3 separate regions of the Homo sapiens genome follow, and regions 2 and 3 are each linked to region 1. A link is a loop called in an ENCODE intact Hi-C map of the cell type or tissue named here. Cell type or tissue: PC-9. All regions are shown on one strand. Region 1 holds the start of SCNN1A (sodium channel epithelial 1 subunit alpha). Region 2 overlaps VWF (von Willebrand factor). Region 3 overlaps CD9 (CD9 molecule).

Region 1 (8,000 bases):
TGCTACATCACCCTGCCATCTTTCCAGGCCTAGAGATGGTAGCTGCTTCCCGCTCTGCTGTTTTCTGAGCTGCCTCCCATTGTCTTCTCAGCTCCTCCATCACCCATGTACCAGTTAGTTCTCTGTGTTAAACTTCTTCTGTTTGAAAGACTTAGAGTGTTTCTTGTTTCCCAGCTGGATCACGAAAGACAAATCTTACCAATAAATGGCTACTATAATGCCCAGCCATCCCCAGGAGGATAAAGGGAGACTCCAGGGGTGAGAAATCCACAGGTTCACCGCGGGCAGGGCATTGTCTTTACTCCTGTCCTTTTGTGTTTTTCACCAGAGCCTCCTGAGACTGATTTCCACTGGGCAACACCAGACCCAGACCGAGCACCCCAGGACGCCTAGAAGGTGTGTGAGGGTGGGACTCTTCTCCCAGGCCTTCTTCCGAAGGAGCTGCTGAGAGAGCCTTCTTTCCACAGGCCCATTAGGCATCCAGAAAGGGGGCTGATGGAAATGGATTCTTCTTCTTCTTCTTCTTCTTTTTTTTTTTTTTTTGAGACAGAGTCTCAGTCTGTCGCCCAGGCTGGAGTGCAATGGTGCAATCTCAGCTCACTGCAACCTCCGCCTCCCAGGTTCAAGTGATTTTCCTGGCCTCAGCCTCCCAAGTTGAGTAGCTGGGACTACAGGCATGCGCCAACAGGCCCGGCTAATTTTTGTATTTTTAGTAGAGATGGTGTTTTGCCATGTTGGCCACAGGCTGGTTTTGAATTCCTGGTCTCAAGTCATTTCGCCCACCTTAGCCTCCCAAAGTACTGGGATTACAGGCACGAGCCACTGTACCCGGCCAGGAATGGATTCTTCTAAATACTTTTTCTTTCTCTCTTCTTCTCCACTCTGCTCTTAGCTGACTAGTGCTCTTGGAAATGGTCTGGCAAACACCCAGAAGTGCATAACAGATGAGGGTTGTCCTTTTCCAGAGTATTTGCATTTTCAGTGGTGACAATGCCTTAACCCAGTCTTTTCAACGGGGGTGACTTTGCCCCCCAGAAGTCATTTGGCAATATTTGGAGATGTTTTGGTCACAATGACTCAGGAGGTGCTACTAGCATCTAATAGATGGAAGCCAGGGATGCTGCTGAACATCCTGCACAGGATTGTAGATAGGACAGAATCATCCTGTCCCACCACAAAGAATGATACAGCCGAAAATGTCAATAGTGCCAAGGTTGATAAACCCTGTCTTCAATCAAAGTGATAAACTTCTAGTAGTGAACTTCTTTTTTTGTTTTTTTTTTTGTTTTTTTTTTTTTTGAGACAGAGTCTTGCTTTGTCTCCCAGGCTGGAGTGCAGTGGCACGATCTTGGCTCACTCCAAGCTCCACCTCCCCGGTTTTATGCCATTCTCCTGCCTCAGCCTCCCGAGTAGCTGGGACTACAGGCGTGCACCACTTATGCCCAGCTAATTTTTTTTGTAATTTTAGTAGAGACGGGGTTTCACCATGTTAGCCAGGATGGCCTCGATCCCCTGACCTCATGATCCACCCGCCTCGGCCTCCCAAAGTGCTGGGATTACAGGCGTGAGCCACCATGCCCGGCCAACTTCTAGTAGTGAACTTCTAAGTAAACTGCCAGGGGACTAGATGAAGAGTGGCATTTTTCTGGTCCATCATTTTAAATGAAAGAGAAATCTGTACCACATAAGGGCAGCTGAAAGGACTGTTGTCTTCCACAGTGGGCAGCCCCCAGTGTGAAGTGGCTAATTAGCTCCAAGTAGTAAGAATAAAGAGTTGCATTTAACTAAGTAACTGATTCTTATCCTGGAAAGGATAGAAGTGAACAGGGAAAAGTGAAGAAAATTTAGATAAATTAATAGACCACAAATAAATGGGTTGTCAGAGGAAGTTAGGATGTTTGAAGTTTTGCAGATGCTTTTTCGTAGCATATCCCGCTCTGTCAAAGATAAACTAGGAAAGACGCCAGTTCTGCTGTCTTCTGCAGACTGGGTCAGCAAACAGTGACCGCTAGACACTGAGGTCACCAAGATGAATACGCCTGGTCTCTGTCCTTGTGTTGCGGGAAGTCAGGGACCCCAAACGGATGTATACGTACAAACACACATACATCAGGATAATAGTAAATAATAATAATAAATAATAGTAAACAGTGGTAAGTGCAGAGATAGGCTCTCCCTAGGAGGGTGGAGTGATTACTTCCGTCATCTCCTGTCCGCGGAGAACAAGAGGCAGGAAGACCCTTTGCACTCATAACCCTCATCCCATGGCAGCCCCTCTGGTTTCACTTCTCTCCCTGCAGCCGTGCATATTTTATGGCCACACCACAGGGTTAGAGGATAGCTGGTGTTGGGAGGGGAAGGCAGCCCTGGGTTGGCGGGAAGGGCTGGGGCTCTGGGGGAGTCTGGGGGTAGTCCTGGGAAGGCAGGGGGTCCTTCCAAGACAGAGTCTACAAAGCTCTTGACTTCTTATAGAACAAAACTGTACTTCTCTCAAAGTCAGAGAAGGAGAACTGGGCTTGGAAAGGAGTGGCCTGGTTTTCAGTCTGACCCCACCCCTAACTCCTGGGTGACTGTGGCCAAGTCACTTTGCTTCTGTGGGCCTCAGTCCCCTCATGCATGAAGCAGGGGGCTAGATGCAAGGTCAGCTGGAAAAAGTCTTTGTCCATCTGGGTTGCCTTACCCACCCCTTCTTGCCCTTTCATTTTCTCAGGTAAGATCACCGGGGCCCATAGAGGTCAAGTGCCTTTCTCAAAGTCACATAGTTTAAAAGCAAAAATAGGGGCTGAGTATGGTGGCTCACACTTGTAATCCCAGCACTTTGGGAGGCTGAGGCAGGAGGACTGCTTGAGCCTAGGAGTTGGAGGCTGCAGTGAGCCATGATCATGCTGCTGTACTCCAGCCTAGAGGATAGTGCATGATCCTGTCTCTAAGATAAATAAGAAAATAAAAGCAAAAATGGAAGTTGTAGAAACATACCTATAGCATGGTCTCTGTCATAAAAAAGAACTATATATTTTGTTTTTTAAAAATACATGTAAGTTTATAAAGGCACACAAAAAGATATAGACAGATATACAAATTATGGTGGCTCCCCTTTGGGGAGGGAAAGGAAGGGGACTAAGGGAAGCTCTATATACTTCTGTATTGCTGAAAAATTGTACTGTGACAAAAACATATTTGTGTATTATTTGTACACTTTAAAAGATCATCTTTAAAATGGACTTCTGACCAAAGTCCAGGTCTCAGATTTCTATTTTCCTCACAACACCAAGCCTGTTCTAGCCCGCTCCAGGTCTAGAATGCTGCAGCACTAGGCTCGCATTGCCACTCCCATACCCGGCAGGACGTGGCAGGGTCACCACCCTTTGGCTCAGCCCAGACCAGGCATTGCAATTCTTCTCACAGAGCCCTTGATATGAAAACTATTTGCCATGCTGCCTTAAGCTAGTGGTTGGATTTCAGGCATGAGCTGGCAAATAGAAAAGGCAGGGAGGTGCTTTTCAGAACCTTTGAGATCAAACAGCCAGGGTGCTGAGCACCTTATTGCAGGGAGGACCATGCCCAATGTAAGGACCTGGCTCAAGGGAGACTGGAGTTTCTAGGGGTCTCTGGGATATGTGGGGCAGTGGGGACAGTGCAGAGACCTTTTCACAGAGCCAAGGAGATAACCCAGCACCCAGAGAGCAGACGAATCCACGGGCTCTGTGTGGGAGTGAGGGAGGCCTTCCCGGCTTTCACATCCAGGTGCACCTGAGCCCCGATCCCCCATGAGTCTGTCTCAGGAAGTAAATGGCAAAAGCGCTAAGTAGATAGCCCCAGAGGAGGAGGAGAATTCTGAATTCTGTTTATAGCTCTGCTCCTATTTTGTTTTCTAACCTCAGAAAACTGATTTATCCTTGGGAAGGGTCAGTTTCTTCATTAGGACAATGAAGAAAAATCCAGCTGTCCCTTCCAAGGGGAGGTATCATGAGCAGTATCAAGGTAAGCAAGGGAACCTGGTTTGGAATCCTGGTTGACACCGGCTTTCACTTTAAGAAGTCGCAAGAGACTGCCGCAAGAGAGGAAGCCACAGACCAGGTTGGACCCTGAGCCTGGAGTACTGCCTTTTCTCTTCTTTGCCTGCTAAACTCCTTGCTTGTCAAGATTCAGCAGAGATGACACCTTCTCTGGGAAGGCTTCCTGAGTCTCCTGCAGTGAGCCCCTAGGCTCCCCTAGCCCTTGGCTCTTATGTCTTATCTCTGAGAAATCTGAGATCTGCACTTTTGTTAGAAGTCCGTTTTAAAGACAATCTTTTAAAGTGTACAAATAGAAACCTTATCTTATTGTATTGCAGGCCTATCTCCTCCCCCGGTGTGTATCAATGCTCAGGCTGGGCCTTTGTCTGCTGGCTTGTGGAGGGAGGCAGGACAAGCCAGTGACCACATTCCTGCACTCTGGGCTGCCTCCTGTGGGGCCCGTGAGGAAGCGGCAGCCTTCCCTGCCGCGTGCAGGGCCTGGGTTGTGTGGGTGGCTCTCCCGAGTCTCCTCCAGCCCTTTTTGGGTCTGATTCTCTGACCCTCCTCTCTCTCCTTGCTCACCACTTGGCACTCCACTCCTTATCCTTTTGCTGCATTAAGTTTGGAAAGAGATTTTGGAGAAAATATAGCCCATCAACGAATTTCTCCTCCTCCCAGGGCCTGTCTAGGCGTGTGCCATGCCCACCCTCTTCCTTTCCAGCGCTGGCCACATCCTCCCTGCACCTTCAGTGCCTGCTTTCCCTGCCTCTTCCTGGGCTCCGGGTCTGTGTCCACAGTGTCCTGCGTGGCCCTCGCGCTGCCTCTGGTTGCCCACATTCCTGCAACTCTGTGACCACAGCAGGGGCGATTACACATTCCTGGCCTGGCAGCCAACAGTGTAAAAAAGAACAGAATGTCCTAGGGCCCCGCCTAGCCCCCAGCTTCACCTGGGCCCCTCCCGGGTCTGGACAAGGTTGGAGGGGGTGGCGAGGAATCAGCAGGAAAGAGGAGGGACCAGGAGGAGGCAGACGCATCCCACCTGAGTGCGCTGCTCCCACTTAGTGAGCGGGGAGGAGACCTGCAGAGACCTCTTCTCTCTTCTCTGCAGGGCCTGAGGGTGAGGCTGACCTGTGGGTGCCCTTGGAGGGCTGCCCACTTGCTGAGCCTCTAGCTCCTGGAAGCACACTTGGGACTCCCCCCTTGCTCTCCTTCCTGGAGACAGACTCCCTTTGGTGCTGGCTCCTTCTATTTGCCCCCACCACTGCCCCCCACCTGCCTCTACTCACTCAGTGCCCCTCCTCCATCCCTATCTCTCTGTCCTTCGCTGTCCCTCTCTATTGTCTCCCTCTTTCTGCCCTCCTGTCCTCCCGGTTCCCCACCCAGGCCCTCTCAGCCTGGCTGGCCCCTTCTCCTTGTGTTGCCCTCCTAGCTGTGGGCTCAGGATCCTTCTACTTGTTCAGATCTTTGCCCCTCACCTGCCATCCTGTCCCCCAGCCTCCTTGCCTGTCTGCGTCTAAAGCCCCTGCCCAGAGTCCGCCTTCTCAGGTCCAGTACTCCCAGTTCACCTGCCCTCGGGAGCCCTCCTTCCTTCGGAAAACTCCCGGCTCTGACTCCTCCTCAGCCCCTCCCCCCGCCCTGCTCACCTTTAATTGAGATGCTAATGAGATTCCTGTCGCTTCCATCCCTGGCCGGCCAGCGGGCGGGCTCCCCAGCCAGGCCGCTGCACCTGTCAGGTGAGGGGGAGGAGAGGTTTGGCTGCCAGATTCAACTGGAAAGGAACCAGTCCCAGTCCAGCCGCAACCTGGGAGTGGGAAGCTGGAGGCAGCCCAGACCTCCTGGAGCCCTGCAGTCCTGGGGCAGAGACAGAATCAGGACACAGCTCGAGGTCAGGGCCAGAGGCTGGAGCTGAGGGCCTAGAGTGAGAGGGGGCAAGGCAAGGGGGGGAGAGGAAGAGAGGCAGGATTAGAGAGAGGAGGCAGGCCAGAAAGAGGAGAGCAGGAGAGACCCAAAGAGAAACAGAAGGCAGATAGAGAGGGAGTGAGAGGCAGGAGCTGAGACACAGATCCTGGAGGAAGAAGACCAAAGGAAGGGGGCAGAGACAGAAAGGGAGGTGCTAGGACAAAACTCGAAAGGTGGCCCTATCAGGGAAGCAGAGGAGAGGCCGTTCTAGGGAAGCCCAGCTCCGGCACTTTTGGCCCCAACTCCCGCAGGTCTGCTGGCTCCAGGAAAGGTGGAGGAGGGAGGGAGGAGTGGGAGAATGTGGGCGCAGGGTGGGACATGGGCATGGCCAGGGGCAGCCTCACTCGGGTTCCAGGGGTGATGGGAGAGGGCACTCAGGGCCCAGAGCTCAGCCTTGACCCTGACCCTTGCTCTCCCCAATCCACTCCGGGGCTCATGAAGGGGAACAAGCTGGAGGAGCAGGACCCTAGACCTCTGCAGCCCATACCAGGTCTCATGGAGGGGAACAAGCTGGAGGAGCAGGACTCTAGCCCTCCACAGTCCACTCCAGGGCTCATGAAGGGGAACAAGCGTGAGGAGCAGGGGCTGGGCCCCGAACCTGCGGCGCCCCAGCAGCCCACGGCGGAGGAGGAGGCCCTGATCGAGTTCCACCGCTCCTACCGAGAGCTCTTCGAGTTCTTCTGCAACAACACCACCATCCACGGCGCCATCCGCCTGGTGTGCTCCCAGCACAACCGCATGAAGACGGCCTTCTGGGCAGTGCTGTGGCTCTGCACCTTTGGCATGATGTACTGGCAATTCGGCCTGCTTTTCGGAGAGTACTTCAGCTACCCCGTCAGCCTCAACATCAACCTCAACTCGGACAAGCTCGTCTTCCCCGCAGTGACCATCTGCACCCTCAATCCCTACAGGTCGGTTAGTCCCTCTGCCCCTTCCCTGGTGCCTGCGCCTGGAAGGGTGGTCCAGGGTGCTGAGGTGCTCACTGGGCAGGCAGAGCCTCAGACCTGAGGGTGGGAACTGACACCCCTGTCCCAGGTAGAGCTCACTGCTGGCAAAATGAGGAGCCTCCAGCTTACTGGACTGGCGTCCCTGCCCAGTGGAGCCATCCTAGCACCCCAGGCTCACCCAGAGTGTGGTTGTTGGAGCAGCATTGCCCTCCCCTGCCCTCTCTTCTCCTTCCCTCCCATTCCCTTCTCCCTCCTGCAAGTGGGAGGGAGTGCTTGCAAAAGGGCAGGGGTGTGCTCAGCTGCATCCCTTTTCTGGAGCAAGATGCCAGCAAAGTATAAGACCTCGTCCACCTCAGCAGGAGAGTCTGATGGAGGGGTGAGGCTAGGTGAGGGGAGGCGAGACCGTGCAGGTGCTGTGGAGGTGGTGCTGTCAGTCTTTGTTTAGAAGGGGAATTTATTATGGAGAAAGCAAAGAGGGGGATCGTGGAGGTTAGGGCTGCAAGTGAGCCCAAAGGCTGGGGGCAGGGGCCTTACAGAACAAGGAGAATGGGTCAGGCTAGAGAGCAGCTCCTTGTGAAGCTCTTCCCCCAAAAGACCCAGGCTAAAATGCTGCACTGTTGACCTGCCCAGGTGCCTGACCTTTACGTGCTTGGGTGTGTCCTGAACTTTTGGGTTTCATCGGTGCTCTTTGCCAATGTTGGGTCTGGAAACCGGAGCAGGTGGTAAGCGTGGAGAAGAGAGGAGGGCAGGGCTGAGTGCTTTTGTATACCTTTTATTTGTATTCACTCAGCCATGCCACACCTTGGGAACACCTGCTTCAAGCCAGACACAGGGCTAGGCACCTGGCAAAATGGATTCATGAATAATTCATAAGCCCTTTATTGAAGGCCAGGTAGTTTGCTGTGTTGTGGAGACAGATAAAATAAGATAGCAGAGACAGGCATATAAGCCAGTAACTGTGGCACACTGGGATAAGTATGATAAAAATGGTGAGTTAGTGTACCTTCAAGGAGTGCAAAATCTTTATGGGTGTGGGTGTGAGTGTGTGTGTGCACATATTGGTATGTGTGCGATTTTGGATGCTGGGGATTGGTCATGC
Region 2 (8,000 bases), 310 kb after region 1:
TTTTTTTTTTAAATGCAGTTTTAGGAATCACCTGCCTTTCATTCATTCCCCAAACTTCCAGTGCCCATCTCCATCTAGTGGTGGGCCCGCTGTTCGTCAGGAGCTGCCTGTTGCTGACTGATGGGGAATATCCTAGTGTCCCATCCTGGGTGGAGGATGGGTGAGCGTGTTCGCATGGCCCATAGTTCTGGCTGACGTTCTAGCTCCCGTGGCTAACGGCTACCTGGCAGCTCACCCACCCATTTTCCTGTGTTTGTGGCTCTGTTGCTCAGTTGTACCGAGGAGATAAGCTCATATAATATTTAGACTTCTGATTTGCGAGAAACTTGGGAACACAAGTCAGTGAAGGTCAGAGAAGGAAATCAGATGAGACGATTAGATGCTGGCCCTGAAAGTTTTCCTTTCGAATATTTGCACATTTCTCGTTGACCCTTCTTTTCCTGGGTATTGTTAAAGAAGACAGAAGTCCATTTTCTTGCTTAGATAAGAGTGCTCTGAGAAAACACAGAAAGGCAGGGGGAAGAATTCCCACCCATTTTTACTGCCCTGGGGTCAAGACATTTGACACAAATGACCATATTACTGTGTTTGTAGAATGATGATAATTTCTGAAAAATGGTCAGTTCAAAAAGGCTTTCCTGAGACCTCACTGGACTTGAAATTACAGCACATCCAGAATGGGCTGGGACGATCCTGGCCCCTATCTTGTGGCCTGCTCTGTCCTCCACGAACAGTCACTCCTCACTCCCGCTCTTCTAGAGGGGGCAGCGGAGAAGGTGGGCCATGCTGATGGGAGTGATCTGGGGCCTTTCCACTTTCTCCTAATTTCCTCTGGGCTGGATGTGCCCTCCTGACCCATGCTGTCCTGGAAGGGATCCACTGTCCTGGGGACCAGGCAGAGGGATGTGTACATCCCTGAGGCACCTCATCCTTAATCCTGCCTTCATACACATCTCAAAGGCAGGCCCACACCTGGGTCCAGTACTGCACAGTCTAGCCTGGCCCCTGGCTGGGCCTGTCAGGGCACATGCGAGCATGAAGTGCCAGACAGTGAGGGCCTGTGGAGCTTGTCCTTGACAAGCTAGAATCTCTCTGTGCCTTTTGGGGACCCCTTGGCTGTGTGACAGGGCTAGCATTAGCCCCTGGAGCTGGGCCCACATAGGATGGTCTGTAGGACCCTCTTACATTTGTCTTTCCAACGTTGGTCTAGCATCTGTTCCCCAAAGGGGGAACTTCAGGTGGAGGCTGAGGTAGCGCTGTAGACAGCCAAGCTTCCGCTGTTTGGAGGGTCTCAGGGGAAGCCCTGTGCACTCTATGTGTCCTCATCTTTGCTTTGATCCTTAGAGAAAGGAACTCACACATGCACCGTAGAGTGACTGGGTGGGAAAAGTCTTCCTCCTTCACCAAATGGCAATGGTGTCTCTCTCTATATATATTTCTTTTTCTGTAGAGTAGATAGCAAAGATGAGAGCAGGTGGAGGAAATATATAGGGCAGGTTGGGAAGGGATCCAGATGCCCTTTTCAGCTTTGATGGGTCCATGTTTGGCCCTGAAGATGGGATTGCCTCAAGCCAGGCAGGTTGATGGAGAATCACTGGAGACATTGGCAGAGGCCTCCCCCTGCCAGGACACCTTCCAGGATGTGTGATCTCAGTTTGGAGGTGCATTGGGCCACAAGTATGGGGCCTAGGCTGGGGCGTGGGGGAGATGGTGTGGGAATTAGGGTGGGGACAAGCTGAGGGCTTTGGGTTGCAGGGTGATGAAGGGGAGTCCTAGTCCCCACCCACAGATGTGTCAGCCTGGGCTGGGAAGCTGGCGCTGCCGAGGTCAGCACTGCCTGGGTGGTGGTGAGATCATGGGCAGATGGCCTCCTGGTTCCCCATTGGCCCTGGCTGGAGTCACAGCGTGGGCTTGCCCCTCTGAGGACGCAGAAAGCAATGGCCTTAGAGTTGCCCCTCTGCTGGTGAGGAGGATGGAGTCCCCATTTTCACTGCTGAGCTCCAAGACTGTCCTGCCTCACCCTCCCACCTCATCCTGCCTCTGGGCTGCCTACTCTGCCCCCTGGCCTCCAGGGACTCTCCAGGGGTGACACTGTTTCCCAGAGCCTCTCCACACTCAGGTTCAGAGAACCCTGTGCTATTGGGCAGCCTCCCCCTGGCCAGGCATTCCGCTGGCACCAGTCTGAGGCTGGTGTGGCCCTGATGCCAGCAGGTAGCGTGGGACATGGCAGTGAGCTGTGAGGGAGGAGGGGAGGCTGCAGGGAGCCTGGAAGCAGGAGCGTGGGTTCCTGCGTGGTTCCACCACTGACTGAGTGTGGCTCTGTCACCTTCCTTAGTTGCCCCATCTGTAAAATGAGGCCTTGACCTGAATGACCCAGCTCTGACATCTTGCAGTTTTAGGAGCAGGAACCGAATTTTCTCGTAGAACTTGTTTTTAGACTGGTTTGGGCAAAGGACGTCCATGCAGTTTTGGGGAAGGGCACCCTGCTTGCATATGCATTCCACCTTGGCCACCCCAGGGGAAGTGCCCTCACCTCCCATTCTTCTCCCTTCCTCTGTGTCTCTCCAGGGGAGTGCCTTGTCACAGGTCAATCACACTTCAAGAGCTTTGACAACAGATACTTCACCTTCAGTGGGATCTGCCAGTACCTGCTGGCCCGGGATTGCCAGGACCACTCCTTCTCCATTGTCATTGAGACTGTCCAGGTGAGCTTTGCCAGCCCGGCTGCTGGTCGGGTGGTAGCCCAAGGTGCTGCATAGCTGCTAGGCTGAATGGGCAGTCCCTGGAAGGCGTGGGGCATTGCTTTCTGTGCATGAGGGAGGTCTCTTCCAGACTTCAGTTAGCTCCTCATTCATCCAGAAACCCAGCCCATCCCCTCTCTCCCTAGATGCTGGCGGAAGGCATCCTGCCCTGACAATAATGCCTCCTCAGGGCTGGCTCAGCTCCCCACCCAGTGGACGCATCCTGCTTGGGTCTAGCCTGTTGCCCCCATAACTAACCCTCTGATGTTTGGAGCTGGGGATGGCTGGGGTGGGGGCAAAGAGGGCTGGTCTTCTCTTCTGAACTCTGTGGTACATGTGTGGCTTCCTTTCTGTAGGGATGGAAGCAAAGATGAGGACGAAGAGAATGCACAGGGCTTTCCTTGAGGATCAAAGTCTTTGATTCTCTTTGGAACAGTAGGTCCAAGGAACACGATGAAGCAGAGGCCCATGGTTCTTTATAAGAGACTGGGCCAGGCTGGGAGAAGGCGTGTGCAAGGATGCACTTAGCAAGCCTTCTTGCTGCACAACTCTAGGGGGCCCCATTCACATGGAGTATTCTGGGAGAATGGAGTTGTAGGTTATGAGAAGGCCAGAGGCTCTCGGGTTGAGGCCTTTCTCTGATTAAGAGGGTCCTGGGCTGGGGAGCTGGATAGGCAGGGGGTGCAGCAAAGTCACCCTGTGTTCCCTCTTGGCAGTGTGCTGATGACCGCGACGCTGTGTGCACCCGCTCCGTCACCGTCCGGCTGCCTGGCCTGCACAACAGCCTTGTGAAACTGAAGCATGGGGCAGGAGTTGCCATGGATGGCCAGGACGTCCAGCTCCCCCTCCTGAAAGGTATGCTTCGTCCTGCTCCATCAGGCCTGGGGCTGGCACAGCCCATCCCTTAGCACCCTCCTTCTCAACCCTGGCCACTGTCCTTAAGGACCTGCATGCCTCTTCCATGGGAATGTGATGGAGAGTTATTTTTGGAGGGCAGGGTGGGGTGCTTGGCATGCATCCCTCCAAGAAAGGAAGGCTTCCTGGAGGAGGAAGACTAGAGAAGGAAGCCTATAGATGAAGAGGTTGCTCTAGACCTGGGACAGAGTGTAGATGGGAAAAGGGAACCGAGAGGATTTTTATTTGGCTTGAACCAAAGGGGCGAGTTGAGTCTTGGGCAGGTGGTTCTGGTTTGCTCTGGGGTGGGACAGGGGCAGAGGCTGATGCTGAGAGATCGGGGGTGGCTGGTGATGTCACACCAGAGGATGCCACTTGGGGCGAGGCCAGGTGACCCTCTGGCCTGTCTAGAGGTAGCAAAAAACCTACCTGTCCAGTATCTTCACCTGGGTTGCACTGTGCCGGTCAAAGCAAACCTGCTTTTGCATGGTAAAGCTCCCAAACTTCACACTCAAAGTGGCTCTCAGACTCTTCCTTCTTCTCCACAACTGCTGGCCACTTTGTCGCCCATTATCCTAGCATTGCACACAGCGGATGAACTTGGGCTAGTGGGTACCCAGCACGTCCATGGGTGTTATGCTGTGTGTCTCCTTATAAGATATGTTTGTTCCCCCAGGGCAAGGGGTGTGCTCCTATCTGTCGCCACCTTCCCACAGAAGCAACAATTGCTGTATTCAGTGTCGTACACAGCATCGCTCAGACATGAGGTGGTGTGCAGTGGCAGAGTGTCCCAGGCACATTCAGATGTCGTGGTGTCAATGCTAAAGAGATCCCCCTCTGCTCCAGGGCACCTGCCTACAGCCCAGGATGCAGGAGCCTCTGCCTCCCTCCTGTGGCAGTAGGGGGAATGGCAGGTCATAGCGGGGGGTGCAGAGGCTTCTTCCTGGGGGACCCTATTTGCGCTCTGTCCACCTTGATCACCCTTCCTCCTGACACCCCCTTAAACCTCATGGCCACCCCATCTGCCCCTAAGTCATTGCTCTTCAGTGCTACCATCCTTTTGAGACACCCCATTTCCTCCCAAATACATCTGCCTGCCACCACCCTGTCCTCTCCCCACCTCTGCCTGAGTCCTGTCCTGCTGGGTTCCAGGTGACCTCCGCATCCAGCATACAGTGACGGCCTCCGTGCGCCTCAGCTACGGGGAGGACCTGCAGATGGACTGGGATGGCCGCGGGAGGCTGCTGGTGAAGGTAGGTGCCCTCACGGGGTACTGGCTCCCTGCGGCCCGACCCTTACAAAGTACCCCTTGTGCTCTGGGTAGAATGGCTTTGTGTGGTGGGAGAAGAATTCCTTTCTCCTCATGGCCTACACCCCCAGAGCGAGAAACAGGCCTCTCTTGTTTATGAGGCTGGTGTTTGTTTTCTGGATGCCCCTTCTTGGCCCTGGGGATTCTTCCTGCTGGGCTCTGCTATCCCAAGGGCCTCTAGACTGGGGTGGGCTCTTGTGGGGCTGGGGAAGGAGCAGGTTTGCTGTCCAATCTCCCGGCTGAAACAAGGCCCGGGAGCAGGGGTGTCTCCCTGGGTGCCCACTGTGGGCAGTAAGGGAAGAGCCAGATTGGCACTCTCAGCTAAGAGAAAGCCTGCCCGGGAAAGGTTGCTCAGGAAACCACCAGATTCTTCCCCTGGACACTGGGACTCTGCATGTGTGGGCCACTTCCTCTTGTTCTTGGTGGTCCTGGAATCACACTGGATAGCAATCCATACTTTTCACTGTTTCTCTGGAAATGACCCTGGCAGGTGGACAGTGCAAATATTACTGCCATTTTATAAATGAGGCAACCAGGGCACAGGAAGTGGAGGGATGGTGCAGCACTCCAGAACTTCCAGGGCTAGGATAGACTCCTCTGATCAGAGGACTGATCCCACTCTGACCCCCACCAACCGTGTCATGGCAGAGCGAGGATTAGTTCTCTGCCTCATGCCTTTCCCATCAGAACAAAAAGTGGTTCTCGCTTTTTGGTCTTGAATGCCTTTACACTCTTAAAAATTATTGAGGACCTCAAGATCTTGTAGGAGGATTATATTTATTGGTATTTATCAGATTGAAAATTAAATTAGAGACATTTAAAATATGTATTTATTAACTCATTCAAAAATTATAATAATAAACCCACTACACATTAATATAAACATCACTGTTTTGGGGAAAAGTAACTGTTTGCCAGAACAAAAATAAGCAACAAGAATAATACCACTGCTGCACATTTCTGCAAATTTCTTTAATGGCTGGCTTAATAGGAGACAGCTGGGTTCTCATATCTACTGCTGCATTCAATCTTTTGCAATATTGCATGTCATGTGGCCTCTGGAAAATTCCACTCTATACTTGTAAGAGAATGAGGAGGGAAAAGGCAAATAGCGTCTTCATAGTATTATGAAAGTAGTTTTGGTCTCGCAGACCCCTTGAAAGTCTCAGGGACCCCTATGGGTCTCAAGACCACACTTTGAGAACCACTGCGCTAGATTATGCCTGGGATCCCTGGAGAGCCTCCTCCTGCCTCCTGGGGTCCTGTATTCCACAGGGTCCTTGCTATAATCCTGGGTGGCAGGGGCAGGGTGGCAGGTTTCACCCAGGAGATCCTGGCGTCCTCCATCCTCGTGTGGCTATGTTCTTTCTCCTGTCTTAGAGCTCCTGAGGGAATTTCAAACTAACTCCTTTTTTTTTTTTTTTTTCCTTTTATGAAAATAAACCTGCAACCACAGACCATAAAGCAGGAAGGTCTGGGAGATCCTCTTGTCAACCTCCCTTTTCCAGTAGGAAATAAAGAGCCATTATTTCTGGAGCAGGAGTAACTTGCCCTAGGCCTCATGGTCGTTTAGTTACCGGGCAAGGACCAGAACTCGGGTCTCCTGGTTCCTGACCAGTCTTGCCTCCTGCACCCCGGTCTTCAAGGGGGTGCTTCACGTTAGCCAGTTCACTTTCTTTTTGTTTGTTTTGTTTTTTGAGAGAGGGTCTCACTCTGTTGCCCAGGCTGGAGGGCAGTGGCACGATCTTGGCTCACCACAACCTCCGCCTTCCAGGCTGAAGCGATTCTCCTGCCTCAACCTCCCGAGTAGCTGAGATTACAGGTGCCCACCATCATGCCCAGCTAATTTTTGTATTTTTAATAGAGATGGGGTTTCACCATGTTGGCCAGGCTGGTCTTGAACTCCTGACCTCAAATGATCCACCCTCCTCAGCCTCCCAAAGTGCTGGGATTACGGGCATGAGCCACCACGCCCGGCCAGCCAGTCCACTTTCTCAGCATCTTCCCACCTCACAGAGAGGGTGCTCTCCACCCATGCACTTTCTCCCCTTGATCAGCAGGGCCGTAACTTCTCATCCTGGGCAGCTGCCCTTCCTCCCCTCAGGTTTCTTTGGTCTTTGTCTCTCCCCTGAGGAGAAGAGAAGCCAACTTCTTTCTGTGGGAGGGGATGTAGGGTTATCTTTGGGGTGGGTTTGTGTCAGTTTAGCTAACAAGAAGACGTTTCCTTGGCCAAGGTTCAGGACAGGGTCAGATGACCCCATGGCCTATAGAACTGTCTTTTTATATATATTTTTCTTTTTTCTTTTTCTTTACACAGATTCCTGGGGCTCATGGAAAGGGACTATCTTGTGGGTTTTATTATGAAGCAGGAAAGGGGGTGTTTGAGTTGGGGCAGGAGGTGGGGAGCCTCAGAATACTGACACCAGGGCTTTTGGGGATGGAAGTGTGGAGGCGAGAGCTGGAGGGAGGCCAGCTGGGGCAGAGGCGGTGCAAGAGGAGGTGCAGCTAGGGGCCCCCCGGTCTCCTTCCCCTGGGTGTGTTATGTACGCTTTGTCCCCGTGGGGCTGGCGGTCCAGGCAGCAAGGCTCCAGCCAGCAGAAATCACATCCTCTGTGTGCTGCTTCCCTGCCCTGCTGGCTGCCCTGCAGGGCCCAGCTCTGCCTTAGGCATAGCAGTGTGGAAAAGATCCTTGCACAGGCTTCATTTAGTCAGAACTGTCACTGACCAGAGGTTTATTTCAAATAGTGAGTGTCGCTAAGTGACACTAAGAGAGTCTCTAAGTGTCGCCCCCACTCTCCTAACCCTGGCCGAGCTGACCTCCGAGACAAGCCAAGGGGATGGGAGAAGACCTGGTTTTAGAGTGGGACATGGGAGTGATGGCTGGCTTGGTGGGGGTGAATGAAAACGCCTTTGGGGAGCATCAAACTCTGAGAAAGGAGAGAGAAAAGATGCTGAGAGGCGGGAAGGGAGTGGAGGTGCACCACCAGTTATGCCGCCTTGCCCAGGGTGCCCTGACTGCGGGCATTGCATTCCAGCACATCAGGAGGAGAACCTAG
Region 3 (8,000 bases), 160 kb after region 1:
AATGACTACTTCAGTGAAAAAGTATTTGAAATCCACCCAGATCTCCTCTCCTGTGTCCTCTTCATTTGGACCAGCTTCCTTTCCCATCAGGCCTTTTATCCAGATCCATCTTCAAATGTCTCACAAGAGTCAGAAACCACAAAGAGGCCAGGCGCAGTGGCTCTTGCCTGTCATCCCAGCACTTTGGGAGGCCGAGGCGGGCGGATCATGAGGTCAGGAGATGGAGACCATCCTGGCTAACATGATGAAACCCTGTCTCTACTAAAAATACAAAAAATTAGCCGGGCGTGGTGGCGGGTGCCTGTAGTACCAGCTACTTGGGAGGCTGAGGCAGGAGAATGGAGTGAACCCGGGAGGCGGAGCTTGCAGTGAGCCGAGATCACGCCACTGTACTCCAGCCTGGGCGACAGAGCAAGACTCCATCTCAAAAGAAAAAAAAAAGAAACCACAAAGAACAATTATTTGCCCAGAGTAAATACTAAGGAAGCCCCATTAAGGTTGGTTGGGGAATATTTGGGGAATGACAACAATTTCCCTTTCTGTTGGTGAAGCATGTCCCAATGTGACTTACAGGCAAATCCTTATACAGACTTTGGAAAACCAAGTTTACAAAAAGCCCATGCAGGCCGGGTGCGGTGGCTCATGCCTGTAATCCCAGCACTTTGGGAGGCCAAGGCAGGCGGATCACTTGAGGTCAGGAGTTTGAGACCAGCCTGGCCAACATGGTGAAACCCCGTCTCTACTAAAACTACAAAAATTAGCCGGGCGTGGTGGTGTGTGCCTGTAGTCCCAATTACTTGGGAGGCTGAGGCAGGAGAATCACTTGAACCCGGGAGCCAGAGGTTGCAATGAGCGGAGATTGAGCCACTGCACTCCAGCCTGGGTGACACAGCGAGACTCCATCTCCAAAAATAAAAACAACAAAAAAACAACCCATGCATTGCTGTCCTCGGTCTTTATCTGCAACTCTGCCAGCACCCCCATCCCTCAAAGAAGTCCAGTCAAACACTCTTATGTTTGACGAACACAGGTAAGCTGGTCACCTGGGGCTTATGTGAGCCTCAGGAGACATGAGAACCCAAGAGTGCCCCAAACTCAGGCCCACAATGAATGGTGTCCTGGTCATCCCTTGCCACACCCACTCACCACTGAGAGCACAATTCACCCAAGGCTCCCACGCAAAGATGAGAATTTCAGTGACTCACACTGCAAAATCTTGCTGCAGGGACAGGTTCAGAAATCTTACACTGAAACACACACCTGGAGTTACAGGAAACATTTCCAATTTCAAAGGAGGATTAAACAAAAAACATCAAAGTGTAACGGAGCTTAGGGGCACCTGGCTGCTCTGGGGACTCTATGCCAAGTGTGCAAAACCAGTTCCAGTTAGAACCTGGGGAGGTTCGTATGTACAGCCTGGCCTCCTGATGGAAATTCTTGAAGTAGGTGTGCTGAAAAAGAGGAGGTAACCCAGAGGAAGAGGAAAAGAGCAGTGGGTTGAACGTGGTTTCAGTGTGGGGGAGGGCATACTGCATGCCACTCCCCGGGTGGGAGAAGCCAAGTTTGCCTATGGGACAAATCCTACTGCAAAGAAAAATCCTTTGTGGTCAAACAAACTGGGTGCTCTTGGCGTGGGCCCCCTTTTCCTCCAGGTCCCATCTTCTGTAATATGTACTGACTGGCCATACACTTTTTTTTTTTTGAGACAGGGTCTCACTCTGTCACCCAGGCTGGAGTGCAGTGGTATGACCATGGCTCACTGCAGCCTCGACCTCTCTAGGCTCAGATGATCCTCCCACCTCAGCCTCCTGAGTAGCTGGGACTACAGGTGTGCACCACCACGCCCAGCTAATTTTTAAAAATTATTTGTAGAGATGAAGTTTCCCCATGTTGTCCAGGCTGGTCTCGAACTCCTGGGCTCAGGAGATCCACCCAGCTTGGCCTCTCAAAGTGCTGGGATTACAAGCATGAGCCACTGTACCCAGCCCATTTTTTAAAAAGGACAAAATATTTGTTATGCTTCCTCTATTCAGCTGCCTTGGAAAGCCCAGAAAGTGGAGAGCAGATCATTGCTCACAGTGATTTCTTGCTGAGGATGCCTTGGCCTTGAGGTGGCCATATCTACCACTTTGGGAGGGGTTGGAGGTGGGCAGTGGTGAGTGGATGGAGTCCAGGAAGGAGGGAGAACTTTCTTCCCAACTTCCCATTGTCCTCCTGGAAAAGCAATGGCTACTTGGTTACTCTGCTGAGCCCATGGTCAAAATGATACACAATTTTCAACAAGGGACAGGTGGCTTAATAGAAAGAATAGTGAGCTGCTGCCTGCACAGCTGTGCCACCTAGGGCCTGCTTCTTTATGGGGTGGGCATCAGAATCATCTGGGAAAATACTTGTTTTTTTGAGACAGGTCTCAATCTGTCACCCAGGCTGGAGTACAGTGGCACAATCTTGGCTCACTGCAACCTCTGCTTCCCGGGCTCAAGCGATCCTCCTACTTCAGTCTCTCAAGTAGCTGGCACCACAGGTGGAAGCCACCATACATGGCTAATTTTTTTTTTTCTTATTTTTTTTGTAGAGACAGGGTTTCACCGTGTTGCTCAGGCTGGTCTTGAACTCCTGAGCTCAAGCAATCCACCCACCTTGGCCTCCCAAAGCTTGGGATTACAGGTGTGAGCCATGGCACCCAGCCTACCTGGGGGATTTCTAAACATGCACCTGCCTCAGCAATCCCAGGGGACTCTTTGTGCTCCCAGGGATTCTATTGCACGCCTCTGTTGAGAATGACTGGACTGTGATGGATATAAACTTGGGCTCTAATTCTGGCACTGCTACCTAGGAGCTCTCTGACACTACACACTTTCCTCAGCTTCTCTGAACGTTACAGTCCTCGTTTGTGGAAAAAAAACAGTATGATACCTGTCCTGCCTTCAACGTAGGTTGAAGGAGAGGATTAAATAAAGTGATGCATGTAAAACATTCTGAAAACTGTGAAGTGTTACAGCCAGCCGGATTCCATAGGGAAAAAAAATGACAATAATAATAAACCCTGAGAAAGACGTGAGGTGACACTGGGTCAATTCATGGGCCCTCTGTGGACGGCTGTTGTGTCCTCCTGTGATCGGAGAAGGCGGCTGGGTGGCAGCGGGGGAATTTAGGACACTGGGGTTCTGTTTCCTGGTTTGTGTGGGAGTCTGTGTGAGCGCTGGGTAGTGGAGGAAAATGGATAAACTTATCTGCTTCACACCTGCAAACTGCCATCCAGAGCTCCACTAAGACTGGATGGGAATGGCCAAAGGAAAGTGGGGAAGGAAGGCTAAAGGGAGACTGTTGGCTCAGATTTTAGGCTTCTGTCCTTCCTTGGATCACAAACTGCTTCCGTGGGCAAATTAACCCTGCTGAAAGGAGTTATTACAGCAGCAGATAACAGAGAGAGAGGGGATTTTCCTGGGTTGGGCAGGAGAGGAAACCTTGGCCTCTTTATCACCCTCCTTCAATAAGATGCTTGTCAGCCCTGGTTTTTGTTTTTGTCATCTACTAAACTTGGGAGAGCATTAGTCATAGTTGTCCATAGCACCCAGGAAGTAAGCAACACACCAAATACTGGGGATGCAAGTTTCCCACACCAGCAGTTTTCCAGGCCCCAAAATACCAGTCACGCTTTAAGAAAGCCACAGAAGTGGAGATAGGCCCTCCCTCTTCGCACAGACTTCAACATTTAAAAACAAGTCAGGCCACCCAGACCTGTGGGCTCTGGGCCTCGCCCATCTCCATGGCAACCCTTGGCTCACTACTGCATGCCAAGCCTTGGATGGGCTGATTCACTCCTCAGGAAGCCGGGCCAGGCAGTGCCAGCAAGAACAAACAGGATCCCGATGCCCACAGCCTCCTCCAACCCTCTCTGTGTCCTCCTCTCCCACCTCCAAATGAAGGCTGGGGCTGTTGTCTTTGGAAGGGCAAAGCCACTTGGGCAGGACTAGAGGCTTTGGGGTGCTCCCTTATCCAGCTCCACCACACAGTAAACACCGGGAACAAGAAAACCAAAACTCCGCTGTAATCAGCAGAAGAAATTGCCACGACTTGCTCTCCTTAAGCGTCCCAACTAAACTACTGTAATAGCTCATGGCGGAATTTCTAGATGACAACAGGGCATATTACTAACTTTAGTTTTACTACAGCCAAGTTGAAAAGCCCCAGAGATCACAGCCCTAGAGAACCAGAACTCCCTTTTGTAGGTATGACTGGTTGGTCAGGCGCATCCTGGGGGCCATCTCTCCTCTCCAGACAACTTCTGCTCTTGGGACTTCTACCGAGCCACTGTCTGAAGGCAGTGCTCAAACCTTCAGAAATTCTTATCTTCAAAGGCAACCCAGGAAACTCTTCTCTATGCCAGTCCAGCAGCTCTCGAAATGACCCCAGACCAGCAGCAGGATGACCCAGGAACCTGGACATGCAAATTCGCAGTTCCCTCCTAGACTCACTCAGTGAAACTGGAGTGGGACTGGGCCGGCACTCTGTTTTCCAACACCTCCCCAGGTGACTCTCATCACGCTCAAGTTTAAGAACCACTACTCTAGGCCTTCATTTACACACCAATAATCAGGAAGGACAGAGAAAAGCTCTCTCTGGGGGTTCTGAATCCAGAGAATAGCTTTCTAAATGCCAGTGCCGAAAAGCCTGAAGGCATGGATGGGAGGTGTGAGCTTCCTCTGAGCTGGAGGTGCTTTGTGTGTGTTAGGGAGAGCTCACTGCCCAGCCCCACGAGGGAGCAGGACTGGCACCTACTACTTTACACTCCGATCTGGAGAGTGGGGCATTTGGGGGCTCAAATGCTTTGACCAGCACTGTGAGCCACGGGGAGGGAACCTGGGGTCACCCTGGAAATGCGGCATTGTGACCATTAAGGGTGAGGATGCAGAGAGGTGGGAAGGCAGGAAGAGGTAAGAAAGGAGAGAGAACGGCTGGACAACTCTGTGCTGAACCCACTGAGCCAGGAAGTCATGGTAAAGGGCTCAAGTTGGAACCTGCGTTTGGCTCCCAAATGCACATCCACCACCCAGGCCCTGCCTGCGTGAACTCTCCTCTGGTAACAGGCCCTGGTGACTCAGTGGGCCCGTGAGAGGCTCCCACAACCTGCAGCAGGGCACTCCTGGTAAGAACCTCCCCCCTGAATTCTGCAGCCGGCTGTGCTCCCTAGGCCAGCTCGCTGTTATGCATGAGACTGGACTTCTCCTCAAACCTCCCCGAACTCTAGAAAAACAATTTTTTAAAAGAATACACTCAGAGGCTGATGGTCAGGCCTCTGACCTGACCTAGCACTTTGGGAGGCTGAGAGGGGGGCGGAATGCTTGAGCTCAGGAGTTGGAGACCAGCCTGGGCAATATGGTAAAACCCAGTCTCTACTAAAAAATACAAAAACTTAGCTGGGAATGGTGGCACACGCCTGTAGTTCCAGCTACTTGGGGGGCTGAGGAAGGAGGATGGCTTAAATCCAGGAGGTCAAGGCTGCAGTGAGTTGACACTGCGCCACTGCACTCCAGCCTGGGTGACAGAGACCCCATCTCAAAAAAAAAAAAAAAAAAAAAAAAGAGGCTAATGGTCAAGTTGCAGGTTGTCTAGCTTAGGGAAAATAACACCACAGTAGCAATTTAACAGTAGAAGTTACTATGTACAAGGACCCACGCCCCCGACACATTACAGGAGGTGGTTTATGTACAGTCTCTCACTGAATCCTCTCATCACCCTCATTTTATGGATGAATCAGGCTCAGAGATTTTAAGCAACTGACTCAAAAAGACACAGCCAGGAAGAGGCAGAGCTCAGATGGAACCAGCTCCACATAGACGACTCAAAGCTATGCTCTTCTCGATGCACGGTGCTTCCTCACTGGCCAGGGGGTGACTGGGAAAGATGTGAATCCCTGAGAAATTTTCTTGGGGGACAAGTGGGAGGCTTGGACGTGTTGAATTTGGCAAAATGCTCTGACTTAAGCCTTAACCTGGTGACAGGGTTTCCCTGCCTGCTGCAGCTTGACAACAGATGCTTTCAATTTGGGGTGTTGACCCTAGCCCTGGTGGGGGCCAAGAGGGAGGGAGGGAAGATGCTGGCCCGTAGCTTCTCCCTTGGGTTTGTTCTCTCCCGCCATTGAGGCTGGGAGAGGTGGTGGTCCCTGGGAAGCTGCACCCTCAGGCGCTACCTTCCTTCCACTTCCTACCCCTGGTGTCTACACAAGCAATGGTGACCGTGGCTCTGCATCTCTCTGGGACCTGGTTTCTGGGTGTAGGTGTTCTAGGTGTCCAGAAAATTCTACATACGAAGAATCAACTTCCTTTTGGAAGGCACAAGGAGTGAACTGAAGGAGAGGCATTGAGGCCACCCTTCTTGGTGTGGACATGAAGTAGATTTTCCTTCAATTTCCATTGTAAATTAATTTCCAAGTTGAGCTCCACAAAGCGAGTCTCTGCCAATGGGGCATTCTTACAGGCGCTTCCAGCAAAGTGCAAAACTGATTCCCTTCTTTATCCGTCTTCCCCAAACTGGGGAAGTCTCAGAAATGAGTGTTTTATAGACAGGTGGAAAGATACGTCCTCCAATTCGTGTTCGAGAGGGAGAAAGACTGGAGGTAAATTTCAGCATTGACTGATCTTGTGTGATGTGGTTTCATGAACTGAAGTGAGAAGATATGGATGAATGTGAACACTTAGACAACCTCAATCTGTGAAAAATGTTAAGGAGAGGTACCAGTAGCAGCAACTACAGCAACAGCAGCAGAAGCTAACACAGAAGCTCTGCCTGTGAGCCAGGCCCATATAATAGCTTTACATTAAATATCCCCTTAGTCCCAGTAACAATCGTAAGACGCTGGTTGTGTTATTACCTTCATTACACAGATAAGGAAAGTAAGGCTTAAGGAGAGTGACTAATTTGCTGTCTCCCCACGGGAATCAGCGTTTCTATCAAGACAACTCCTTGCCCGCTCCTGGCCCACTCCCCCCAACCCCAGCAATGTCCCTGGGTCATAAATGGCCCCTGCTATTATATGTCACTCTTTTATACCATAAGGGCAGGCTGGGGAGAGGGGTCCACACATACACTTAAACCCAACATTCCATGACAAGCTGGGTCCCTGGGGAGGCCAACTTCTGCCTTCTGTGGCCATTTAGTGCTCTAGACACTGAGATGATTATGGTACCTACCCCACAACCCATACAATTCAACATAAAAAAAGTTGAACTTGTAAGATAAAGCTCAAAAAAAGTGCCTATTTCCCTGGATTCCTTGAGCTGCCTGCATTGTTGGTGCCCTAAGCACATGCTTAGCCTGCCTACTGACTCTGTGGCCTCCCTTTCCAGGGGTGCTAGTGCAGCTGGGGGGCTCCTGGGTGGAAGGGTGAAGGTGGCCCTAGACAGCTACAGCCTGGGGGTGCCACCACCTTGCTATGCCTGGCTCGTTGTGTGTAAATGTTCGAGCCTGGCCTCAGGCTGGTGCAGGCCATTACTTTACAAGAGAACATTCCCTGTGGGAGCAACAGTAATGCAATGCATGAGAGGTTTCCCAGGGAGGAGACTAGAATTACACTACAAGGCCCTGCTGCCCCTTCTGATTCTTAGTGGGCTGCCTTAGAGCCTGAGAGCTAGTTAGAATCATCCCTGTGAGAGATGAAGAAACAGGCTCCGAGAGGTAAAGCGACTTGCCCGTGGTCACAGAGCAGGCATGAGTGACCCAGCTGTCAGCACTCTTCCTCTGACGGTGCACAGCACATGCCATGCAGAGATCGGTTACTTGCTGACCTGTCTCCTCCCTGATAGAAGGGAGACAGCTTGGTCCCCTCTCCAGGGTGTGGCAGAGGATGAGGAACTCCGTAAGCTTTTTCTCAGCATATCTTTCTGGAAATTAGGCAGCTACCTGGTCTGAACAAGTTCGAGTTGAGAAATCTTCCCTCCTTTCAAGGACAAAGTCAGCATCATTTAAAAACCTGGAGCCCTTCCTCTGCCCTGGAGAGG

The links. A loop is a pair of places that touch in the nucleus more often than their neighbours do. Peaks named below come from ENCODE experiments on the same cell type or tissue, not always from the same donor. Only the 100,000 strongest peaks of a DNase experiment are listed, where the experiment ranks them.
Region 2: it touches region 1 in a loop (6-fold over the local background); 4 of 110 quality-filtered maps call a loop at or near these places.
Region 3: a loop joins it to region 1, with 8 times the contacts of the local background. A loop is called at or near these places in 3 of 110 quality-filtered maps.

What each region holds. Positions count from the first base shown.
Region 1 is chr12:6,373,233-6,381,232 of GRCh38, reverse strand. SCNN1A (sodium channel epithelial 1 subunit alpha) reads left to right here and starts at 5,670. Exons shown (of 13, transcript NM_001038.6): 1 at 5,670-5,728; 2 at 6,396-6,865. The coding sequence starts at 6,450. LOC105369626 (a long non-coding RNA gene) reads right to left here. Exons shown (of 4, transcript XR_931591.3): 4 at 7,658-8,000. It also overlaps a transcript of LTBR not described here. RefSeq lists enhancers at 4,238-4,842, 6,659-7,263. In PC-9, a CTCF peak has its summit at 4,446; DNase peaks (open chromatin) are centred at 3,422, 4,432, 4,952 and 5,622; H3K4me3 peaks cover 4,569 bases; H3K27ac peaks cover 5,422 bases.
Region 2 is chr12:6,059,842-6,067,841 of GRCh38, reverse strand. It overlaps VWF (von Willebrand factor), which reads left to right. Exons shown (of 52, transcript NM_000552.5): 11 at 2,569-2,705; 12 at 3,458-3,596; 13 at 4,788-4,888. Among named protein-coding and RNA genes, the nearest start is that of SNORA120, 24 kb to the right of the region's middle. In PC-9, CTCF peaks have their summits at 93 (motif pointing left), 4,345 and 4,548 (motif pointing left); DNase peaks (open chromatin) are centred at 51, 2,441 and 4,441.
Region 3 is chr12:6,211,930-6,219,929 of GRCh38, reverse strand. All of the region lies in intron 1 of CD9 (CD9 molecule), which reads right to left. Among named protein-coding and RNA genes, the nearest start is that of CD9, 16 kb to the right of the region's middle. RefSeq lists silencers at 373-667, 4,453-4,747 and enhancers at 679-1,551, 782-1,981, 4,072-4,575, 4,576-5,077, 5,078-5,581. In PC-9, no CTCF peak of the experiment used is centred here; DNase peaks (open chromatin) are centred at 1,299, 3,699, 4,669, 5,099 and 1 weaker place; H3K4me3 peaks cover 1,607 bases; H3K27ac peaks cover 7,459 bases.